Regions from separate parts of the Homo sapiens genome. Here region 1 is linked to region 2. The links are chromatin contacts, found by Hi-C or POLR2A ChIA-PET in ENCODE. All regions are on one chromosome and are shown on one strand. Each heading gives the region's core, a stretch centred on a gene start or an enhancer-like site at or near the end of the contact. The rest is flanking DNA. Distances are from core to core; before and after follow the strand shown.

Evidence for each region. A loop is a pair of places that touch in the nucleus more often than their neighbours do. ChIA-PET counts read pairs that join two places held with the same protein, here RNA polymerase II (POLR2A).
Region 1: a loop to region 2 is called in a map of mammary epithelial cell, with 4 times the contacts of the local background. The contact joins two enhancer-like sites. A Hi-C loop is called at or near these places in 2 of 168 maps with a recorded cell type or tissue (PC-3 and mammary epithelial cell). POLR2A ChIA-PET finds 5 or more read pairs at or near these places in 2 of 52 experiments (MCF 10A and PC-3).

Annotation. Positions count from the first base shown.
Region 1 is chr1:107,570,894-107,576,008 of GRCh38, forward strand. It overlaps VAV3 (vav guanine nucleotide exchange factor 3), which reads right to left. Exons shown (of 27, transcript NM_006113.5): 26 at 3,154-3,305; 27 at 268-2,479. The coding sequence ends at 2,438. Among named protein-coding and RNA genes, the nearest start is that of MIR7852, 320 kb to the right of the region's middle. Within about 2 kb of position 1,903, at least 4 of the 41 ENCODE cell types and tissues checked have a DNase peak (open chromatin) inside an H3K27ac peak, as active enhancers do.
Region 2 is chr1:107,527,030-107,531,842 of GRCh38, forward strand. No RefSeq gene overlaps it. Among named protein-coding and RNA genes, the nearest start is that of MIR7852, 370 kb to the right of the region's middle. Within about 2 kb of position 2,687, at least 2 of the 41 ENCODE cell types and tissues checked have a DNase peak (open chromatin) inside an H3K27ac peak, as active enhancers do.

The DNA.
Region 1 (5,115 bases), core at 653-3,152, 43 kb after region 2:
CTACCACCAACATCTGCACCTGCGGCGGCTCTGCCCGGGCCCAGCCCTGGGCTTCAAGACTCACCGCAGCGGCCCTCCTACTAGACGCATAGCGTCCACGGGGCTGGCGGGCGGGGGGGTGGTGACCTCCACACATACACTGCTTCTGTTCACTCTGGACTGCTGGCGATGGCCTGGTACAGGCCCAACAATCCAGTGCCATCCATTTTCAGGGGAACCCTGACTAATACAGGGATCATTCAATAAAAAGACTCCAACTCTTAGAAATCAATTTAGTCACTATTTATTATATTGACATATTTACAAAATAATACAAAGTGAAATACCACTCTAATTCACCGTATTACACGAGGGCTGCATACAGGCAAGACAAAGTATATGGAAAACATTTACTTCTGTCTTTGGTATTAGAACTCTACACAAATCTGCAGCATTTAAATTTTCCAAAACAAAGTATTAAACGTGGACAAAGATGTAATTGGTAATGTCACAAAAAGGGGCTCCAATATCCTCTGCTAGGAAACCCCCAGGCCCATGAAATGCAACAGGAAGACTAAACACCATTTATAAGGAGAGGGTCTATTGACTAAAATAAACAATACATGCTACAATACCATCCACAGGAGTGTTTCTGCTTGTGTGAGGCTGCTCCCTCCATAACAAAGTTCGGCTGACGGCAACAGACAAAACATTCCCGAGACAGAGTCGCAGATAAGACTTTACAGGAAAGAATCCATTCCAAGAGTACACTTTGAGGTGTAACTTTATTGTACAGAACATTTTATAAAATACATTTTTGTGATCATTTACACATATACAAAGACTTAAATGGTTTTAGCAAATAATAATTTTTCTAAAACACAATCACAGTTTACATAATTCTGAGGTAAAGGTCTTGAATCTATCCTAGATGAAAAGTCCTAGCCCATGAGGGTCTCTAACAGGGGGATGTGTCCACTGAACCTTGAGTTCTGGCACCCAGACGGATTGATGAGAGGGCAGGCTACACCTGCTTCATTTCAGAGATGATTCAAAATTTCAGAACTTAATGCTCCTGGTTCAGTTCTACTAAGTTAATGCTTCTTTTTTTTCCCAACATGTAACTCTCTCAGTCTTGTCAGAACACAACTTCTGCTATGGAGGAAATATTTCCATCAGGAAAGGGCCAAGTTAGTGTCTTAACTTGACTGCCTTGAATGGGGACTCTGGACCCCAGGAAGAATGTATTTAGGCTCCTCACAAAAAAGAGTGATGGCTGGGCAAAACAAATGTACTGCAAGACCCATCTTCCCTCCAGTTAATACACTCCCAGGATGGGCTGCAGAGGGGGAGACTCTGAGAGAAGCTGGAGGCCCACAAAAGTCCACTGACCCTCTTTCTGTCCCAGAAATGAATAAAGGACCCAGTTGTGCTTTCCTTCCAAAATCCTCAACAAAGTTGTTTGTGCTCCAAGAAAATGTGGGAATAAAAAAATCATGTCCCAGGTCATCTTTGTGTGTGTGCGGGGGAGGTGGATGGGAGGAAAAGGCATGTATTAATAGATACTGCTGCTATAAAATGACATAAATTATAGCCCTTGATCTGTTTCTGTAAACAATGCCAGCTTCTTCAGGTTATTGGCAACTACCCTTAATATACCTAGCCCAGATCCTTTCATAAAGTCAAGTGCTATATTTCCAAAATAATCCTATGAAATCATGAAGGTTGTGAAGGTTTAATATGAAGACACCCTCTCTTTTGTGTGCTTTTTTCACCTTTTATAAAGAAGTTTGCAAATATAATCAGGACACCAAATAAGTAATTAAAACCCTTCAGGGATAGCTCACTTATGATGCAAACCTGAGCACTGGCCTCATATTTTATAATATCATGAGTAACATCTGAGGGTAAAAGTGTTTGCCGGGCAATGAGTCACCTTGTTGGACAATTTAAGACAAGTAAGGCTGGATCTTTCCAGTAAGCTGCTCAAATGGCAGAACTCCAATTTTTCGTCATGCTGGGAAAAGGAAAATTACACTTCTGCTTCTTTGTACCATCAAATAATCTGGTGAATGGCATGTGAGAATAAAGCAAAAGTGTATTAAGATTTACTGATGACTGGCATTCATGGTATCTGACCAGAAGAAGTAAAGGGAAGCACGAACCAATGTGTTTGCAGGGCTCTTCTGGGAAGAACAGCTCTTGGTTTTGCCCTGGTCCCTGACAATGACAGACTGGCAGGCTGTTTCTTGCACAGCTCTAGGCAAGCCATTAATCTGTCAGTACCAGCATCTTTAGAAATCTCAGCATTAAGACTTAGGAGGGGCTAAGGAGGGAGGATGTTGAACAGCCAGAAATGCAGCTTTTTAAACACTTCAGTTAATTCACGATGCTGTGCAGGCTTCTATTTATCCCTTCTCTGAAATTTTTGGTGCAGGGTGCAACACGGGATTTGAATTTATTCATCCTCTTCCACATATGTGGATGGAAACCAGCCCACCTAAAAAAGAAAAGCAACCAACACAGCAACATGACTTTGTATCTGACACTTCAAAGGATTCTACAAACAGAGTATTTTGTTTTCATAACACCCCAATTAAACTGGGGTTTTATGTCCATTGTAGGTGAGAAGATTGGTTTAACTGCTCTTAGAAGCCTAATAGAGTAAATGATCGAAATGGAGGAATAAAATAAACAGTGTTCTAATCCACTAGCACACAAATAAATATGTAAATTAAGTATAATACAGGGGGGCTCTGCTGCATAATGATTCCTATTTCTGCTGTAGAACAGGATGAAAAGACAGAGGTACTATGTCCCATTCTTTCCAATTTACATCAGCAGTTCTTATAGATATTTTGCAATACACATAAAGTTTAGCTCTATGGCTCAGGGTCTAAAAAGAACTGAAATGCTCCTCGACTCTTTTCCAAGCAGCAAGCTGTCCCACTTGCCCAGGTGAATTTTATTTATGTCACTATCATATTCATTTCAAATATTTTCAGCGAGTCCCTGGTATCAGCAAAACACAGCACCAGTTTCCAGAGGGCAGAGGCCTGTGGGCTGAAAGCTGTAATACAGTATAGAGGCTTCTCCCTGGTGCCACAATGGGTGCAAACAACTGCTCAGTCCCCTTCTTTCACATGCACCAGCACATCGAGAGGGCCAACTTACCCTGCCATTTACTTCTCCTCTCCACCAGCCATTTGCACTCATCTTTGTGTAAATCTTCACCACATCTCCTTTCAACAAGGACAACTCTCTCATATCTCTTGCACAGAAGTCATACCGAGCGATGGCAATGCCCAGCACTTTTGGACTTAACACTGTCAAGAAATGACAAGCAATGACAGTAGGTTTGCAGTTCGTTAACAACCATAACAACCTAATCAGATGAATGTTATTGATGCTATCAAATGCACAGTCGTGATTTCATTACAGACCAGCGATAATGGCAGAGGAGCTTGAAAGCAGCAGAATTGCTGTTTCAATTCAATCAGGTGCAAGCAAATTCGCTTCATAAGTTTAAAGAACCATTGTCCTGTTTTTCCATTCTTCATAAGAACCTCAATCAAAGTAAGGACTAGTTTTTATAAAAATGAAACAAAACAAAACAAAAAAACAAATTAAAAAAACTCGTTAATATCTAAGTATCTAAGGAGATAGATTCTAAAATAATTTCATCATACACTTCCTATTGATGGCCCAGTAATCTAACCAGCACCTCCAAGGTAAAGCTTTATGTTTTTATCCAGTAACTGCTTTAACTAACACTCAAAACAACGAAATATTTTGCTCTGATGTCAGTCTCTTGTCAAATCTATGTTATCACTTCTGGTTAAGTGGCACTTTCTTCCCTAACAAGGCTTTCTATGTTAAAACTATTTGGGGATAAATTTAGTTATTGTTTTCTATATAATTCACCTAAGTGAAGAGGTGTGAATCAGGTCTCAGAGAAGGAACACACAAATACCATCTATATTTTCTTTCTTTGAAACAAATACTGCCTTACAGAAAAACTTTACTGATGTATCTAATCAAAAATAAGATGTCAGGGTATTAAATATCCTGTGTTCAGAGTTGAGTTTCTCTGTGTGTGTGTGTGTGTGTGTGTGTGTGTGCGTGCGTGCGCGCGCGCGCGCGCACACGCGCGCGTGTTTAATATTCGATGGCAGGAGAGGAGCTAACTTTCTCCCTGGCCCTGCTGGCCCTGTTCTGAAAAGAAAACTCCATTCCAGTGGTTCATGTTTGTTAGTCTCTAGTGTTTCATGGCACGCTTTATATTAACTTCTCTACCTGTTGCTCTTTGGGGTTATAAAGTGTTTTCAATTATATGTTCAGTGATTCTGAGAATCACTCATCGGAGGTTGGTGAAACTTTATAAATCTTAAATGGTAAAGGAACTTAAGTGTAAGAAAAAGAGACAAATGGGAAACACCAACCATCTGTATTTTTAACAGTTCCCAGGGCTCAGGCAGCAGAAGTTATGACCTGTGTTACCCTGGAAGAGCCTGCCCACTTGGCCACAGGGATCTCTGACCTATTATTCATGGCTTTGTAATGACAGAAATTTTTTTAGACTCCAGGTGTCCATCACGAAATAAATGAATGGCAATACTCTAGATTTCAGAACTGTAAAGGGAGTAAAAATAGGTCATTTTGTTTTACTGTTCAGGACACAAACCACTTTAATAGCTTTCTCACTGAAAACTGTCCCATTACTGGGGCACTACTGTTAGAGTCGGTGCACATAAAAACACCCCTATGATGGAAAAACCCAATCATCAACTGTGTGGTGACCTTGCATAGGTCTCCTAACCCCTCAAGGCCACATTTTTTCTCATCTATGAAATGAAATGTTTGTACTAGATGACTTCTAAGTTTTTTCTAGTTTTAAATTCTATGATTTTTATTGGGATGTGCAGGTTAATTTTTAAAAATCGGTCAGAAAACAGACTTTATCTAATGTATACCCTAAATGTCATGTAAATAGCCATTAAACTCTCTGGGTAATGACAGAAATCAAGACCAAAATGCCCATGCACAAACCGAAGAACTGCAGAATTCATGGGCGCCAGTCATCTTTTCAAGTAATGTGTACTGAATTTTACTTTTATATTTGAAAACAAAGTTGGG
Region 2 (4,813 bases), core at 1,437-3,936:
TTTCACATTGGGGCAGGGGGGTCTTGGTGCTTATCAGAGTCTCCATGTGTGGTGCTTAATTATAAATACCCCCTAGTATGTGGTTATACTGATGGAAATGCCGAAGTTTCCAAGTTTGGAAATTTCTTCTTAGATTTGTCTAGGACAAGATGCCTGGTAAGTCCAAACAAAGAAGTTAGTGTTCCTGACAGCCACGTTCCCACCTTGGAGATGAATGCATGAAGCTATCGAAGCTTAACACCATTTAATATTCAAATGTATAATTCCCCTTGTTCAGTTCCACACCCCTCAAGCAATCTTCTGATAATTTGACTTCCCATGTAGAGTGCCCCCCAGAGAGCAGGCCAAGTTGACATATGTCTGTCTGCCAGTAGCTTTTCTAATTACAGATGACTAAATTGGTGATCTAGCTAATATATATCAGTCTCTGTGAACTTGGTTTGTGTCCCAATCCCTGAGGGGCAAATGACAGAGACACTCTTAATGTACTGACATATTATTCTGTGTTCCGAACCCACAAGATTGTCTTGAGAATATATGAGAAGTGAACATGGACCCAACTTGTTAAACCATAAAGACCCCACTGTGCTCCCTTAATTTCTAGAATGTGCACATTTGACAAAAGCTGAGGGCAGGGGTCAAAGAAACATTTAGCCTGTTCTCTGTTGAAGAGACTTTGCTAATAATAAAAATACTGTCAGTGTGGTTCATTAACAGTTTTTAATTGAGGTGACCTGTAGAAACTTACCAGCCAGTTTAAGTTCTAGTTCTGGCTTAAATGTCTCTTAAATCTACTTTCCCCATTACCCTTGGCTCTCCTTTCCTGAGAGAAGCCTTCACCTTCTTTCACCTGGACCTAAAACGACAACAGCCTTCAGTCTAATCATTCCAAACGCTTCCTCAACCCTCAGGTGCTAGAGTGACTTACCCTCAAACACAAAGCTCAGCATGCTGGCTTCATTAAAATTTTTTTTAGCAATGTAGCATTCAAACTCCTCCACATCCTGGCCCCACCTTACCAGTCACATGAGCCATGATCCAGCTACACTCCACTGCGTGCAAGTTCCACAACAGACTATTCCCTTCCACGTGCCTCTGCTGTGGCGAGATGCTAGTTGCCCCCGTAACTTGTTTTTCCTGTTTTTTTCATGGGTACAGAACCACCTTATTACAAGCATATTTCCCTGCCCCCCTTGAGGCTAGATGTGGTCATGTCAAAGTCAATGAAATATAAAGAAGTGTGCAATTTCTGCCTTCCTTACTATAATAAAGTAACTTACCCTGGACCACTTCTCCCTATTCTTCACACGGCTGGAAATGGCAAGCCAGCTGATGCTCCAGCAGTGTGAAAAATGCCTAGAGGATGGTGGAGCAACAAGTTGGAAGGACCATGGTCCCTGAATGACCTCATGGAGTAGGGCAGCCCCACCAGACTGCCTACCTTTAGACTATTATATGAGAGGAAAATGGACATCTATCTTTTCAAGTTACTGTACTGCAGATCTCTTTCTCACAGCAGCTTAGCTTTTACTGGAACAGACTTGCCTTCACATATTCTAATTCTTCAGGCTGCCCCATCCCTGTTCACTTGATGAGTTCCAATTTACATTGTTGTGAAGTACCACAATGCCCTCAGGACCAAGCGGAATGAATCCCCCTTTGCCTGTGCGCTCCATAGGACATTTACTTGATTGCATTGCCAGTGCCATACTGCTGTAATACGATTTTTGGCTTGCCGGATCCATGAGCAAGGTAAGCACCATTTTAAAATTTGTCTCTGAATCTCCAGGCCAAAGTCTAGCACATAGTAGGAGATCAGCATGTTTTCAAAGGTAAATAAATAAAAGCTTATCCCCTCACCTAGCTTAGCAGTAAGAAGCATCTGAAGAGTTAAGAAGTAGAACACAGAAAATTAGAAGAAAGAGATAAATGAAAGGGAAGAAACAGTGAGGCATAAGCCATGCCCTCTAGGTCTGCTGCAGCCTCAGCAGCACCCAGCTCTCTGTAGGAACTCAATAACCACAGATCGATTGAGCTCAACCTTTGCTTGTCATTACTGCTTCCTTCTGCCAGACCCCAAGGAAGCTTCTATAGAAAGTCGGTCCAGAGACTAAAAGAATAGTGAGGGGTGGTGTGTCAGATCAGCTGTTAATTAACAAATCATTCAAATCATGGAGTAAACAAATCTACATTAGAAGTATGCACAAGTTTCAGTGTATGGCTTTATTTTATATATTTTGGTTTATAAAATGTCTCATGATTATAGAATAGCTGTTAACTTAAAACCCACTTCTTTATTTCATCAGATTTTCAAACTGAAACTTTTAAAAGTGATTGATTCTCTGACTGATCCCATTTCTTTCCTATAGCCATGTCTATTCATGGTACTTTGGAAACACAGCACATGTTGCTTATGGAAACACACACTAAGATGAGAGCTAGGAAACTCAGTGGCCTTTAATTATTCAGGATTTAATCGTGCAAGCATGTACAATCAATATTTGTTGATCTTAATCTGATTACCTCCTAGTCGTGTTCAGCGTCTCCATCAACAGGATAACAATATGACACATTTCATAGACTTTCCCTAGGTTCTTCCAACAAGCTTATTGGAAGGATTTTAATCAGCTAATGAACTCGTCAATGGTATTTTCAGGAGCCAAGGCACCTTCCTGCACCTATATCCCATGACCATATTTGCCTGACATCTTGTGGCCACAAGGAGCATGACAGTCTATAAACCCAACATCTGTACACAGGGCAAGCAGCGTCTTTGAATGCTAATCCCTGCATCACAGTCAGAGCGAGTATAAAACTGCTTAAGAGATGTGTGACATGTAATTATTTCATCTAATTAAAATGGAAGCTAGGCTTTTCTTTTTATATTTATGAGGCAAGTTGGAACATGTGGGTCAATTCTTCTAAGGAAAGGAATGGGGTCTCTATCTGGGCTGAACATCTGGCTTGTTATCAACTACCTTGGCCACAGAACACTTTTCCTGTGAAAGGCCCACAAAAAACAGAATATGGCTCACTGGACTGAGAGAAGTAAGAGCATCTGTGGTCAGCTCCTCTGAGAGAGAGAGAGAGAGAGGATTTCGAGCTGGGATTGTTGGAACAAAGAACGCAGAATCCTCCGAGTAAAGAGACTGAAAAAAGGTTTCATCTTCAACACCACAATGGTATATTTTGCGTCTCATAAACTTGACTTTTTAGCACTAGAAACATTTTGTTTAAAGCCAAATTTAGGGTGGCATTATATAAATATAGAATAGAACAATAAAGGTGCTTTGATTGAAGCAGGGAGTCTGAGCGCCACTGGTTTAGCTTTTCTCTCCCACCCCCGCCACCACCCCAGACACATCCTCCAAACCCACACCTTTGAGGGCACAGTCTGACAACTGTTGAAAATATGGAAATTGTATTATATGTGAAATCAGAAGTCTTAGCTTTGTATCTCAACTCTACTCTTTAGTACCTGAGCATCATATAACAAGTCATTAACCTTTCTAAACCTCAGGGTTTTCATCTCTAAAGTAGGGAGAATAATATTTACTTCACAGGGTTATTGGGAACATTAAAAGAGGCAGTAAAATGAAGATGCTTTGTAATTGCTAGACAAATGATCACATTGCCATCATCAGACAGTCATAATGGGCAGTCACGCAACCAAGAGGAACGAGCTCCAGACAATGCCCTGCACTGTCTTCCTGCCAGGTTCTCATTCCTCCACGTTCCAGAGGCATTTACTGGAAGTCTTGATTCATGACTATGTCCCTGAGCAGCTTCGGATAGCAAAGACACAATGGAATACTCTGAACACAAGCATATAGGGCCTCTAAACACACATTGGTTCACCATTATTGCCTTGTTGACGAAGCATAGTTTTCCCGTTTCTCTTTTTCCCTGAATCTGTTACCCACCACCCCCCTTCGATTATTACCAAATCAGAAGATCTAGATTCGTGTATCTTTTTTTTATTATTTTTTTACCTGTTCTTTTTATTATTATTATACTTTAAGTTCTAGGGTACATGTGTACAACGTGCAGGTTTGATACATAGGTATACATGTGCCGTGTTGGTTTGCTGCACCCATCAACTCATCATTTACATTAGGTATTTCTCCTAATGCTATCCCTCCCCCAGAGAACATCGTGTACCTTAAAAGGTGTAGCTACTGAAGCCCAGAGAGGTTGTAACTTGTCTCTGAGCCTATAGCGAGTTTGTGACTAAGCTAGACTAGAATCCACTTCTCTTGTCACTCAAATGATCACCCAGCTGCCTGGGCTGCTTGTCTTATAAAGGATGCCAATCTATGTTAATGAAGGGTGGGAGGGGGCTAGTGTTGTACTGAAGAAATCCGATGGAGATAACCAGCAAGACGACTCCAGAATCACTCTTAGAAGCTGGATGACTGCAGGATAAAACAGCAGAGAAATTGAGCATTCACTTCCCTTGGGAATTGAATGAACGGGGAATAGAACATGTTCTGTCCACCAGGAAGAGGATCAGTTTATTTCTAGGTGTTTCTGAGAGATGAGTAATTGTGACTGGGCAGCAGTAGGATACCACCCCTTCAAGCCCATGACTCTGCGCATCCCCAGGCCCATGAGTGTGTGATACCAGATGAGAAGGAGAAGCAGGAGGCCTTGCCACCATGACAGCCAGCTGGGTGTTATCAGTGAGCTAGGACGCAAACTGTCAATCACAGAAGACATGGCTTATCCCACAGCACACCTTTCATACATGAGAATAAATTCTCAAGAAAAAGTGTATCATTTCCGATGGAGAACTTTTACACATAAACTGTCT